Linked DNA regions of Homo sapiens: region 2 is linked to region 1. A link is a loop called in an ENCODE intact Hi-C map of the cell type or tissue named here. Cell type or tissue: PC-3. All regions are shown on one strand. Links, peaks and the distances in the headings refer to the core of each region. The heading gives the core; the rest is flanking DNA.

Region 1 (7,745 bases), core at 1,253-6,252:
ATGTGCCAGGCACTGTGATAAATCGTTGATACTATTTCACTGACGACAGTGAACATGGGGTGACATTACACTGCAGGAGAGACATTACAAACAGCCCTAATGAAGATGTAGATTATATAGTGAATCTGAAGGTGATATATCCTGTGGAACAAAAGGGTAGCTAAGCAGGGATAGGGGGACTAGGTGGACTTAGTGGCTGGGGAATTGCAATGTACAATTTAAAATTGAGTGGTCTAGAAGGTCTCAGTACAAAGGTGATGCTAAACAAAGCCTCAATACTTTGAGAAAGAAACTGTGTGAATATCAGGCAGAACCTCCTGCCCACAAGGTGAGAGCACTTCTGACACATTATAGGCCTGGGCAGCAGGTAGGTGGACTGTGGTGGTGGTAGTGGGATAGAGCAGTAGAGATGAGCTGTGAGAGGTCACTGGGATTGGATTATGTGAGGCCTCATGGGTGTGGTGGAATCTTTGACTTTTCCTTTTTCCGCTTTCTTTTTTAATAACAGCTTTGTTGAGATAAAATTCACATACCAACAATTCACTCGTATGTGTACAATTCAGTGGTTTTAAAAAATGTATTCAGGATGTTATGCAAACATCATCACAATCAATTTTAGAAAATGTTCATCTTCCCCCAAAGAAACACCATACCCTTTAACAGTTACCGTCCCAGATCACCATCTCACCCTAGGCAACCACTAATCTGTTTTCTGTTTCTATGGATTTGCCTATTCTGGAAATTTAATATAAATGGAATCCTACAGTATGTGGTCTGTTGTGACACTTAGCTTAATGCTGTCAAGGCTCATCCATGTTATAACATGTGTTAGTTTTTTTTCTATTTATAATTAATTTTTGTTTTGAGACAGGATCTTACTCTTTTTCCCAGGCTGGAATGCAGTGGTGCAGTCATGGCTCACTGCAGCTACAACCTCTGGGGCTTAAGCGATCCTGCTGCCTTAGCCTCTCGAATAGCTGAGACTGTAGGCCCATGCCACCACGCTCGGCTAATTTTTTTTCTTTTTTGTAGAGACACAGTCTCACTATGTTGCCTACACTGGTCTCCGACTCCTGGGCTCAAGCGATCCTCCTGCCTCAGCCTCCCAGAGTACATGTATTAATACTTCTTTCCTTTTTATGATTGAATAATATTCTACTGTAAGAATATACCACGTTTTGTTTATTCATTTATCAACTGATGGATATTTGGGTGGTTTCCTCTTTTTGGATGTTATGAATAATGCTACTATAAACATTTGTAGACAAAGTTTTTTGTGGATGTATGTTCTCATTTCTTACCTTGGAGTGGAACTACTGGGACACATGTAACTCTATTTAATGTTTTGAGGAATTGTCAGACAGACTGTATTCCAGCATGTCTATACCATTTTATATTCCCAGCAGCAGTGTTGAAGGTTCTGACTTCTCTACGTCTTTACCAATACTTGTTACTATTTGTCCTTTTTTATTATTGCTATTCTTTGGGGCATGAAGTGATATGTCATTCTTGTTTTAATTTGTAGTTGCTTAAAGACAGTGATGTTGAGCATCTTTTCAAATGCTTTTTGGCCTTTTGTATATCTTTTTGGAGAAATATCTATTCAGGCTCTTTGCCCACTTTAAAATTGAGTTTAATTATCCATTTATTATTGGGCTATAAGAGTTCTTTATATATTCAAGATATGTCTCTTATTAGAGATATGATTTGGAAATATTTTATCTCATTCAGCACATACCAAGGGCTTAATTAAATTTTGTTCAATAAATATTAGAATGCCTTAAATTATATTTTCACTGCATTATTGTTGTAATTTTAGAATTTAGTCAATTATATACCAATTTTAATTTCCCTCCTTAAATAATTAAAATATATTAAAATGAATTGATAAATGTCTCATTATTTTAATACATTTAAATTCATCATTATTATTGGTGAGGTGCTTAAAATCTGTCATTTAAACAAATGGACAAATTACAAAAACATGGAACACAATTGTTTGTTTAAAAAATTAATATTTGATTTTTAAATTTTATAGATGGAAAAAGTGGAGGCAGATCTAACTAGATCCAAATCTCTTCGTGAGAAACAATCAAAGGAGTTTTTATGGCAACTGGAGGACATCAGACAGCGGTATGAACAACAGGTTGGTCTTTCATTTTGATGCTGCCATTAAATTTTTAAAATACATATATGATTTATCTTTTAAAAATCACTATCACAAAATATCTGCATAATGAAAATATTACTAAGAGCTGTTGTTACCAATATATTTAAAATAATGTTTGTTTCAATAAAATCTATAAACAGAATTTTAACACTCCACTGAAGTTTATTCTGACTGTTTGTTTTATCTGAATGTTTGATTGAAACATCGATTATAATTGATGAGACTGGGTAGTTTATAAGAAAAGAGATTTGATTGGCTCACAGTTCTGCAGGTTGTGCAGAAAGCATAGTGGCCTCTGTTTCTGGAGAGGCCTCAAGAAGCTCCCAATCATGGCAGAAGGAAGCAGAAGCAGGCACCTTACATGGCAAAAGCAGGAACCAGCAAGTGAACCAGTGAGAGAGAGAGAGAGAGAAGCGAGGAGGTGCCGTACACTTTTAAATGACCAGGTCACTCAAACTCAGAGTGAGAGCTCACTTATCACCAAGGGGATGGCCCAAGCCATTCATGACGGATCCGCCCCCATGATCCAAACACCTCCCACAAGGCCGCACCTCCAACACTGGGGATTACATTTCAACATGAGATTTGGGTGGGAACAAGTATCCTAACAATATCAGTCATTCTTCTATCCTGTCAGAGCACTAGTTAAACCTCCATTTATTTGAGAAATAGGGTTGAGTACTTACTATGTGCCAGGTGCTGTCCCTGGCATGAGGGAGAACAGCAACAGAGAGAACATGCCTCCTCTCTCATGGAGCTTGCTTTTCGATGAGTCATCAGTCTACAAATTAAAAAGTGAAATAATTTTGAAGAGTGAGTTATTATTATTATTATTATTATTATTTGAGAAGGAGTCTCACTCTCTCACCCAGGCTGGAGTGCAATGGCGCCATCTTGGTTCACTGCAACCGCCACCTCTCGGGTTCAAGCGATTCTTCTGCCTCAGCCTCCCAAGTAGCTGGGATTACAGGCACACGCCACCACGTCCGGCTAAATTTTGTAATTTTAGTAGAGACAGGGTTTCACCATGTTGGCCAGGCTGGTTTTGAACTCCTGATTTCAGGTGATCTGCCCACCTCAGCCTCCCAAAATGCTGTGATTACAGGTGTGAGCCACCACACCCGGCCTGAAGAGTGACTTATGAAGAAGAAAAGATGGTACCTTTATAGCCTTTGCCAGGTGGAGGGTGGGAAGGAGATTATAGCCTTGAATAACTGATCAGGGTTTCCCTGACATTTGTGCTGAGTTCTAAAAACTAGGAAGGAGCCAGCCATGAGCTCTGGAGGAATAGTATTCCAGTCTGAGGGAACTGCACGTTCAAAAATCCTGAGAAGAGAGCAAGCTGGAAGTGTTCAAGGAAAATAAATGATGATGAAGACCAGGTTAGCCAGAGTATGGGGAGAAAGGTTCCTGCTGTAGGAGATGAAGGGAAAGAGGGAGGTTAGGACCGGTTTGTGTAAGGAGTTGAGATTTTGTCGTCAGTGCTCTGCCTCTTACTTAGTAATACAAAGTTTTATTTTCTTCTTTTAAAAATATATTTCTGCTTATTCCCAGAATACTTAAGATTACCATTAATTTTTAGCTTGGTTTTGCTTTGGTAAACATGATCCTAAACCTCAGTGGCTTAGAACAAAAAAGGCTTATTTCATACTTATGTCACGTGTCCTTTGAGGATTGACTGCAGCTCTGACCCATGTCATGTCATCTTGAGTCGTTTTTAGAATGAACTATCTGGAACATTGCTATGGGAAATGGAAAAGGAAATATTTTGAGCATTTGCTGTCTTCTAAAATTGACTCAGAAGTAAGTTTACTCACATTTTATTGGCCAAAGCAAACATGGCCTCCCTGGTGTAATCCTCCGCCTGGAAGGAGTATCACAGAGAAGACCATCAAATGGGGTTAGCGTAAAACAATTTACCATGCTGACTACGATTGCAAACTTAGAAAATGTAAAAACGTAGAAAATGCTGGAACTGGATTTTAAAGGCACATTCTTCATCAAGCAGCACAGGCGTTATGATGCTGGACCAGTAGAAAAGGAAATGTAGTCTTAGCAGACAAAATATTCATCAGTGAACAGTATATACATAGACATAATAATTAGATGACATTTATTGTTTTCAGCTTTAAAAACTAGCTTAGGGTTACAGAACAGGACATAGATGTTACCAACTGTATTAGTCTGTTCTCACGCTGCTAATAAAGACATACCCAAGACTGGGTAATTTATAAAGGAAAGAGGTTTAATGGACTCACAGTTCCACATGGCTGAGGGGGCCTCACAATCATGGCAGAAGGAGAAGCAAAATCACCTTTTATGTGGTGGCAGGCAAGAGAGCTTGTGCAGGGGAACTCCCATTTATAAAACCGTCGGATCTTGTGAGACTTATTTACTACCATGAGTATAGTACGGGGGGAAGCTGCCCCCATGATTTAATTATCTCCACCTGGTCCCGCCCTTCACACGTGGGGATTATTACAATTCAAGGTGAGATTTGGGTGGGGACACAGCCAAACCATATCACCAGCCTTGCTATTGTAACAGTAAAGGTTAAGACGGTGTAGGTATGGAAGTGGAAGAAAGGGATGGAGGGGCTGGGAGGGGAAGGGTGAGAGTACTGAGGTATTATCATGAAGTGTGGATTTGAGCAGCTGCCCGTATCATGAAACAAAACACAGAGGCTTTAGTATATTCCTAATTACAGGGTTGACCACTGGAGGAAGTGAGAGGAGTGGAGTAACTAGTAAAATGGTGACAGGAGTGGGAGAGAGCAGCAAGGGAGTGTAAATGAGCTAAATCCCCATTTGTCCTAGTAGAAGGCCTATAAGGAATGTCTAGCTTTGGTAAATTAAGAAAGAGCTATGTAGCATATTTTGTAGAGGTAGGGAAGTAATCACCACAGAAAGGAGCACAGACATGTTTTAAAAGAGTTGCCACCAGTACAGGAGTGGGATGGGGCAAGGACCTGTTACTTTTTATTAGAAGATGATCTTTACCATTTTATTTTTAAAAATCATGTGTGCATGTATGCAGACACATATGCACATGTGAATATGTACACTCTATATATACATATTCATATGTAGGATATATATGTTCTATTGTTCCAAAAAAACTAATTCATATAGATTTTAATCCCAAAATTTTATTTCTTAGAACCTATCCTATAGAAATACTTATACATGTGCAAAAAAATGCATGTTCACATATGTTTCGGGAGGATTATTTGTAATACTGAAAAAAGTTATGAATAAAATGAATGATTAAATAAATTATGCTGGCCGGGCACGGTGGCTCATGCCTGTAATCCCAGCACTTTGGGAGGCCGAGGCAGGCGGATCACGAGGTTAGGAGATCGAGACCATCCTGGCTAACATGGCGAAACCCCGTCTCTACTAAAAATGCAAAAAATTAGCCGGGCATGGTGGTGGGCGCCTGTGGTCCCAGCTACTCGAGAGGCTGAGGCAGGAGAATGGTGTGAACCTGGGAGGTGGAGTCTGCAGTGAGCCAAAATCGCACCACTGCACTCCAGCCTGGGTGACAGAGCGAGACTCTGTCTCAAAAATAAATAAATAAATAATGCTAAATACCTACTGTGGAATACTATATACTTATTAAAAAGATTAATATAAATCTGAAGGTGCCAACATATGCAGATTTCTAAGACATATTGGTGAGGGGAATAAAGCGCTTTTTAGAACACTTTGTATATTATGATCCCATTGAAGTAAAATTAAAACATATGTGTCTCAAAGTTAGATATGTAAATTCAGTGAAAAAATTCTGTAAGATTATACATGACTATGGAATTGGCCTGGTATTATGGGTTAGGGTTATGATGAACTGAGACTTTCATTGTATGCTCTAAATAAAACTTTTTTACTTCAAATTTCATAATGATCATATGTTATGCATTACTTGGATAAGTAAAACATTAAAATTATGAATGCTAAGAAACATTAAAATGGAATAATATTTTGGAGCATTTATATTATATATATTTTTTCTTAGAGATGGGGTCTTGCTCTGTCTCCCAGGCAGGAGTGCAGTGGCATGATCATGGCTCACTGCAACCTTGAACTCCAGGGCTTGAGCAGTCCTCCTGCCTTAGCCTCCCAAAGTGCTGGGATTACAGGCTTGAGCCACCGTGCCTGGTCTATATTATATTCTGTAACATTTTAAGTGGGTAATAAATTTGGATTAATGAAATAGAAAATAAATTCAGACAATTTATATGCAATGTAAAAAATGACCAACAAATGAAAAGCCTAAAAGAGAAGAAAAGGTAGACGATAGAGCTGACAGATCATTTTCAACAGTGCCAAAGTATGGATAACTTCAGACTTTCTAACTGCAAAAGCCGGTGCAATGGAGTTATTCTATCAGATTCTTTTTTTTAAAAAAATGGTTTTATATAAAAATGAAGTAGTTAATTTCCGATTAATATGGGATGGCAACTGAAAGTCGTTCTGACACATGCTAAATTAAAAATAGGTATTTCCCCTGAAATACACTGTTATCTGAAGTGCCATGGAGGATGTTTTCCACAACTTTAGTGATGGGGGAAGTTGCTTGGAAACTGGTTTCAGAAACTAGGTTTAGAAAACTAGATGAAGAATTGGAGGCTGGAATTGGGGAGGAAGGGGTGGTAAGAGGGAAACAGAGGTAATAATCAAATGTAAATAAAAATATTAAGGAAGGGCAATGAATGTTACTTTTTATTATGCTATAGTTACAAAGTATAATTGAGGTAATTTTGTATTAAAAACAATATTAGAAGCACTAAGAAAAATAAGAAAAATGTCAGTTCCTCTAAGTAAACTGAGGAAGGAACAGGGGAGAAGGGAAAACCAAATTTAAAGCTCTTTATGTAACACAAATGCTAGTCAGAGGTTATGATACTACAGGATGAGTGTAAGATGTTGCAGAGTTCTCTGTGGGAGTTTTAAAATTATATTCTCATTTTGATGATAATCACATGGGTCACAAATTTATAACCAAGTGTGGCCAAATGATGTCAGCACCTGATCTGCATTTATTTTGTAATTGTTTTGGCACACCACTGACTTTGAAAGTCAGACACAATAAGAAAAAAACGCCAAGGAAAATTGAAATGCATTTGACTAAATAAAAAGTATTTTGAGTTAAAAAAGTAATTGAAGAAATAATTGAAGCAGATATCTTAGGCAAAGAGTAACTCTCCTTATAAAATTAATAAATGTATAATATATAAAAATAATTAGCAGATTAAATATAGTAATTAGCATAAACCATAAGAAAATCATTAATGTCCCAATAAGTGACCTGGCAAAGGAAAGAGAGAGATAAGAAATGAATTAAGTGAACAGCCATGTAGAAACATCGTTACTCTTGGTGTTAATAAAAATGCAAATTAGAATTAACCATGATGTGCCATCTAAAGTCGGTAAAAGTTTAGTGAAATTGGTACTTTTATACATGCTAGTGGCATTACAGGCTTTTTGGAAAGGATTTTGGCAGATTCTACCAAGAGTCATGAAAAACGCTTACACCCTCTGACCCAATTATCCTTAATCTCAAAAATCCTAGTTAT
Region 2 (7,745 bases), core at 1,228-6,227, 110 kb after region 1:
AAAAGAAAAACCAACAACTAAAATCATACTTAATGATGACAGACCATATTATTTTTTCCCAAGATTGGTAACAAGGAAAAGACATCTACTGTTACCACTTCTATTCACTTTATACTGGAGGTCGTAGGAAGTGCAACAAGGCAAGAAAAAGAAATAAAAGGCATACAAATCAGAAAGGAAGAAGTAAAACTGTCTATTTGCAGACATGTCATCTACATGAGATAAAAGGAATCTGCAAAAATACAAAACTACAAGAACCAATAACTAAAGTTAGCAAGGTCATGGTGTACCAAGTCCATATGCAAAATCAGTTATATTTTTATGTATTTGCAATGAATGTTGGAAATTGAATTTTTTAAAATCAGCCATTTACAACATCATCACAAATATGAAATACTTGTTTAACAGGATATATCCAAGATCTGTGTGCTGACAACTAAACTTTTGTGGCATAAAGTAAAGATGTAATTAAATGGAAGGAAATACCAAGTTCATGGGCAGGAAGACTCAACCTTGTAAGAATGTCATTTCTCCCAGATTGATCCTTAGATCAAGTGCAGTCCTCATCCAAACCTAAGCAGTTTTCTTGTTGAATTTGACAAGCTGGCTCTAAATTTCATTACAGCATTGTCAAATCAATTTTGGAAAAGAATGGAGTTGGGGAAATTACACCTCCTGATTTCATGACTAACCATAAAGCTATAGTAATCAAGAGAATGTGGTATTGGTGTAAAGATTAACATATCAACCAGTGGAACAAAATAAAGAGTCTTGAAATATACCTACACATTTATAATCAATCAATTTTTGACAAAAATGTGCTAAGATAATGAATGGGGGAAGGATAGTCTTTCCACAAATAGTTCTGAACAATTGGGTATTCACATGGAGATAAAGAAGACCTCAACTTTTACCTCACAGTTACACAAAAGTTACCTTGAAATTAATTGTAGACCTCAACATAAATGCTGCAAGTATAAAACCCTTGGAAGAAACATAGGGCACCTTAGTGATGTTGATTTAGACAAACATTTCTTCAATTGGACTCAGAAATTATGAACTATGGAAGAAAAAATTGATAAATTAGAAATCATCAGAAATAAAACTTTTACTCTTCAGAAGACACTCTTAAGAAAATAAAAAGACAAACTAGTCTTGGAGAAAATATTTGCAAAATATATACCTGAAAAAGTATTTTTATACAGCATATATAAAGAACTCAATAAGAAGAAAACATACTTTTAAAAATCAGAAAATGGTTTAATAGGCTCTTCACCACAGAAGATAGACTGTGGTAACTGAAATTTTAACTATGTTGGTAGGGCACTGAGTTTGTTTAAACTAAACCATGAAAACTGAAATTTGTGCCAATTGGAACTGCCTTTATTTAGCAAACATAATCACACAACTACTTTCAAAGTTTATTAATTTTATAGGTTTGCAATTCCTCTGAGGGTTTGACAGGGGACACATCCTGTGCTATCTTTGGGGAGAGCACCACTCTGTGTTGGACATCCAGTATTAAACACTCCTTGCCTTAATTATCCTTACTAATAATACAAATGGCCAACATTTATTGCACTGTGTCAAGCATTGTTGTAAAGGTTTATTGTCTCCTCACTACATCTCTGTAAATTAAGTGCTTTTATTCTTTTTGGATGCTTAAATCGTTTGAATAATTTGGAGAGACAAGATTCAAACAGTTTGACACCAGAACCTATGCTTTTAACCACTCACTCCATTATCCACATGGTAACAATATGCCTGATGACTGTGTTGAAAAGGGAAATAGAGAAAGCTATGAGAGCATACAGAGCAGACAGCTTGGTTTTGGGACCAAGAAAGGGCTTCACTGAGGAAATAATGCATACGCTTCTTCTTTGGTGAGAATATGTTAGACACACATTCCACAAGAGATGTGAGTTCTAGCAAAGCCCCTGTCAATAACTAGCTAAGCAGCCCTAGACAAGTAACCTCTCTGAACAGATTCTACTCTTGCCTTACATGGGTACTGTCTTTTTAAGCTTTCACTTTTCATGTCTTCTCATCTCTTTTCTATTATGAGAAAAGGGCACCTGTAGAGGATATAGGTATTTATTATCTGAGTTCAACTATGTTTGCAAATTCTTACTTTGTTTACTACCCTCTCTTCTAATTTTCACTCCCAACAGATTGATCAGGAAATACAAGATTTTAAAATAGAATTGTTTGTGTTAAACGTTGACATTGTCAATGTCATAAAAAAAATGAACGATCTTCTCTGTATTTTTTAAAGTCAGATACAACACAGATTCTTAATTCCACACTTCCTTGTGCTCAAATAAATTCCTGAAAATAATTGGTGTAAATTAAACAATAAGCAATATACAGGTGTATTGGCCTAATGGAAGAAGATACTGATTGTGTGCTTTCCATGTGTAAAGCACTTTCACGCACCTTATCTACTTTAATTCTCCCAACTCACTGAATGCTTTAGAATTGTAGGCGATACTGAGGCTCAGAGGAATTACACAACTGGCTCAGAGTTACACAGCTACAAGTTGCAGAACCAAGATTCTAGTGTGTCTTTCTCCAACACCTATGTCAGGAATGTTGGCTTCTCATGCTATTTCCAAGCAAATCCAACCATCTGTTGGCTCAGATAGGTCACTATGAGCAAAAGATAGAAGCAGCTCCTGTTTCACAAGATCATTGGTTTTATGAACCAATTCATGCTTGTTGCCACATTCCTCATTTCCCAACGAGGCTCTGATTGGGTTCCTAATTCCTCATTGCCCACACCTTTTGTTCACAAGTCCCCTTCCCTGTTTCTTGTTTCTACGTTGATGAGTTTCCTTGAGTATTTGGTACTTGACTGATCTTTCAGCTCTTATTGATCACTTTGGACTTGATCTTAGATCCATTTGACTTAAAGAATCCTCTCAGTATGCCTTTTCTCGAAGAATTATTGGTCCTTGCCCCTGGAGAGACACCAGACCTTTTCTTGGTGTTTCTGTATAGGATGACAAGAAGTGTAATCTTCCCATCATGCCCTGCTAGTCACCTGGATTCAGAGGAAATGCTCACTCATGCATACATTATCTTATTTGAAATAATGTTTTATTCTAGATTGTTTCTCTCTGCTTTAATTTGCACTGTAGATTTTTACTTCTGTATGAATATTTTTCTGCTCGATAATGGCTTTGGAAGAGCAATGTTTGCTTTTGTTTTCAATCCTAGAAAAGTTCAAAAAAAGCTTTTATTCTATATAAACTCTAAAGTGTATATATTTTAAACGTGTTACTTCTTTTTTTTAATTTTGCATTGGCATCTGTAGAAATTTTTGTCAGTTTAAACAACAATGCTTGAAAGTCACTTTGACTTTTCAAGCTGCCAGATTGCCTTATCATTGTCTTTGAGAGATTAGGGATGCTTTTTTAGAAGGTTGCCTTTTATGTAAATAAAACTGAAGTTTTGTTGTTCCATTGTAGTATTTCATTTTAATCTGGTTGTTTTCTTGTGGAGATAATATATAACAGGATCCAAAAATAGTTCAATAAAAGCCTTCAATTATAAACGGGCTGACTTGTTGGATTGCTTCAGGTGCCCTTGTCAGCTGCTTCAGACTGCAGATTTTGATGAATGTGGAAAAATTTTCTTGGAGCTCTTAGGGTCGTTTTGGAGCAATGAGGTTTAAGCCAATTCTATTCCTTTCTTAACTGAATCATCTACAAGGAGGAAAAGGCCATTTTCTTCCCCATGTAAATATCCTGGAGAAATATCCCAGAGAAAATGAAAAATCAAGGGAAAGTAAGATACTTTTCAGCAATAAAAAATTCTTTAGGCCGGGTGCGGTGGCTTACGCCTGTAATCCCAGCACTTTGGGAGGCCGAGGCGGGTGGATCATGAGGTCAGAAGATCAAGACCATCCTGGCTAACATGGTGAAACCCTGTCTCCACTAAAAATACAAAAAATTATCCAGGCGTGGTGGCGGGCGCCTGTAGTCCTAGCTACTCAGGAGGCTGAGGCAGGAGAATGGCATGAACCCGGGAGGTGGAGCTTGCAGTAAGCCGAGATCAAGCCACTGCACTCCAGCCTGGGCAATGGAGTGAGACTCCATCTCAAAAAAAAGAAAAAAAAATGTATTTTAATACATATGATTAGGATTGGAAAGCAGCAATGACAGAAAATTATGTATTAATTATGGAAAGAAAAAGAGAATAATTTACAGGTATTTAGTAGTAAAATACCACTTCAATTTAGAGTTGTAGACCAAAAATGAGGCATTCTGTTATTACAGAAAAGCCAGGCTCTTTAGTTTTCGGTTCTAAATAGGAGATTTATAAAATTAAGAAAAGCAATTTTTCAAGAAATTTTCATTTAAATAACACTTCACTTGTAAAAATTTAGATATTGCTTCACACTATCTCATTCACAGCGCTTCACTTTCATGGCTATAACTTGTATGTGATAAAACTAGCACAGGAAGAACAAAGCATGTCCTACCCTAAATCATAATTGCTCATAGCCAATATGATGTTGGATGGATTAGCCCATGAATGAGATTATTACAACTCATTGGCCTCTCGGTTTCTTGAGCTCATCAGTTCTCCACCTCAGCCACCTGTTCAGGGGTATGACTAGAGTCTTTAACAATTCCAGTAACTGTACCACCTTGAAAATTTTGGTTTCTGGCATTCCATTCTCTCTGCCCTCCCCAACCCCCACATTTCTAACTCAGTTAGGTTAGCGTCCTCACACTAGCAGTTTTTTGCCCTGTGGGACTTACAATCGATTAACATCATTTTCCACTTTCCATTAACTTCTTCATGTTTTCACTTCTCAGCTTAGATTTCATGGTCCATCAGAGTAACCACTTCCTTGAACTACTCTCAGCTTCCTTGCCCCTATTTACCTCTACCTTCCTCATTGGCAATCCCCAACCCTGGCTACACCAAACACTCATGTACTCTACTACAGTATCTAAACACTTGACCATGGTTCAAGAGAAGACACTTATGTTAACTATCTTCCCTTGAACGTAAGGCCAAAGAGCCCTCAGCACTGCAATGTTAATTCATTTTCCCAGTAGAAAATTTCATCTCCGTCTATTCTTCTCAAACCTCCAACACTGCCTTTTCATTTCTGTTCTGAGATGATGACCTCGATTTCACTGGAAAAGTGGAGGCAAACAGAAGAGAACCACTTTATCTGCCCATCCCAAATCTACTCTGCAATTGCATCTATATCCATGTTCCACCTTCCCTCCTTTAGGGTAGATGGATTTCTTCCTTATGGAAATGTGTACCTCTGTCTAAGGTCTTCACTAGTACACTACACTCCTCATCCTTATTCAAGGGTTTTTCTCCTATAATTATCCACCATTTCTCTTATATCAATATTTTTCTCTCTGATACATTATTTCAAAAATATAAAAATATGAAATAATATGTTAAAGAATTCTTTGATCACGTATGCCAAATTATTCTAAGTTATACTGTGGTAGCAAATTGACCCCCACATCTCAGTGGCTTCACTCAGCAAAGATTTGTTAAGTGAAACCATAAGAAAGTGCTGTTTTTATAGATCTAAACTGGTTAGTTATCAATAATTTAATGTGATTAATACTTTTTCAGATTGTAAGTTCAATGTTGGTTGATAGAAAGATTCCATTATCTTGAACACTACTGGTCACCGATGGCTAGAGGAGACAGGATATGAAGAGCTCACACCCAATTCTTTGTACTTTGGCCCAGAAATGACCCATATTCCAATCACAGCCCATTAGCCAGAACTAGACAAAAGGCTCCACCTACCTGCAGGGGGCTAGGAAATGTGTGTGGGGAAGGGGAGATGCAATAGGGAGGGGGGTATATATTCAACTACCAGTAAATGCTCTGTTGCAATCCAAATCTCACTTCAATCACTGTGCCACGTCTTTGTTTATCTTTGTAACCAGAGTCTTCAAAAGGTCTTTCTATTAATACTTAATTATTCTACTGCCTTATATTCTCTTCTTTTATTCATGGCAATGAGGCTCTTCGCCACTTCAATATGTTGAAACATTTGTCCAATCAACAAGTGATCTCTGCACTAAATGCAGTGCTCTGTCTTTAGTCTTCATCACAGTTGACTTCTCAGAAGTTTTGACACCATTGATCACTCCTTCTCTGATAGGTTTTAATCACATTATCAGTTAGGAAGAACATCGTGGTCTCCAGGAATTTCTCCTAATTGGCTAGCTGCTCCTACTCCATCTCCTTTAGTAACACCACCTTATCTTCCCCCCCCCACTTCCTTTACTCAGTCCCTAACTCATCTTGTGCAGTCTCATTGCTTTAAATGCCATCTATATGCTGATGACTTCCAGTTTGTATCTCTAGTCCTAGTCTCTTTCTGAAGTTCCAGGCTGGTATTCAACCTTTTCCTAAACACCTTCCTTGAAATTCTAATAGATGTCTGGCACTTAATATTTCTGAAACAGAGCTCTTAATTCTTCCCCAATATTCTTCATATCATAACTAGTACTGAGTCATACTTGACACATTTCTTTCTTTCACGCCTACATTCTTCCTACCAAAAATTCCTGCTGCTTCAAATATATCTTACATCAAACCACTTCCCATCACGTCTGTCATTACCACCCAAGTCTAAAATAAATCTAAATTGACTCTTCACTGGACTGTTGCAGTAACTCCCACCTGGTCTTCCTATTTTCATACCTACTTCCTCCAACAGTTCATTTGTACAACAATCAAATCTGTTGGAAAATAAATGAGATTATATAATTCCATGCTAAAAACCCTCCAATGGCTTCTCATCAGTATTGAAACAAAATGGAAATCTGGCCCCTGCCCATCTCTTCAGCTTATCCCCTACTCCTCTCCCCCTCAGTTACATGGATCCAGCATGTGGTTTTCCTGCCTTTTGTAAGTATTTCAAGCTTGTTCCTACCTAAGGCCTTTGAAGTTATTTTTTCTCTTTGTCTGGATTTCCCCCCTCAGATCTTATCTTAGTCCATTATGTGCTACTATAACAGAACACCACTGAGTAATTTATAAAGAATAGAAATTCCTTGGGCTCATGGTTCTGGAGGATGGGAAGTCCAAGATCAAGGTGCTACATCTGGTAAGGGCATTCTTGCTGTGTCATAACATGGCAGAAGGCACATGGTGAGAGAGAAAAAGAGGAGGGCCAAACTCAATTTTGTATCACACCCACTTCTGCAATGATGACATTAATCTATTCATGATTGTATTGGTTCATTTTTATACTGCTATAAAGAACTACCTGAGACTGGGTAATTTATGAAGAAAAGAAGTTTAATTGACTCACAGTTCTGCAGGCTTAACAGGAAGCGTGACTGGGAGGCCACAGTTCTGCAGGCTTAACAGGAAGCATGACTGGGTGGCCTCAGGAAACTTACAATCATGGTGGAAGACTAAGCAGAAACAAGGCACATCTTCCCATGATGGAACATGAGAGAGAGAGAGAAGGGGGAAGTGCTATACATTTTTAAACCATTAGATCTCATGAGAACTCACTATCACAAGAACAGCAAGGGGGAAGTCCACCCCCATGATTCAATCACCTCCTACCAGGCCCCTCCCCTGACACGTGAGGATTACAATTCAAGATGAAATTTGGTTGGGGACACAGAGCCAAACCATATCATTCTATCCCTGACCCCTCCCAAATCTCATGTCCTTCTCACATTTCAAAACCAATCATGCCCTCCCAACAGTCCCCCAAAGTCTTAACTCAT

The links. Hi-C counts contacts between places; a loop is a spot of excess contacts. Peaks named below come from ENCODE experiments on the same cell type or tissue, not always from the same donor. Only the 100,000 strongest peaks of a DNase experiment are listed, where the experiment ranks them.
Region 2: a loop joins it to region 1, with 3 times the contacts of the local background. A loop is called at or near these places in 1 of 110 quality-filtered maps.

What each region holds. Positions count from the first base shown.
Region 1 is chr17:65,921,983-65,929,727 of GRCh38, reverse strand. CEP112 (centrosomal protein 112) reads left to right here. Exons shown (of 27, transcript NM_001199165.4): 19 at 2,039-2,146. Among named protein-coding and RNA genes, the nearest start is that of CEP112, 270 kb to the left of the region's middle. In PC-3, for the core only: no CTCF peak of the experiment used is centred there; a DNase peak (open chromatin) is centred at 3,917; H3K27ac peaks cover 1,497 bases.
Region 2 is chr17:65,808,380-65,816,124 of GRCh38, reverse strand. The region is part of intron 21 of CEP112 (centrosomal protein 112); the gene reads left to right. Among named protein-coding and RNA genes, the nearest start is that of AXIN2, 250 kb to the right of the region's middle. In PC-3, for the core only: no CTCF peak of the experiment used is centred there; no DNase peak of the experiment used is centred there.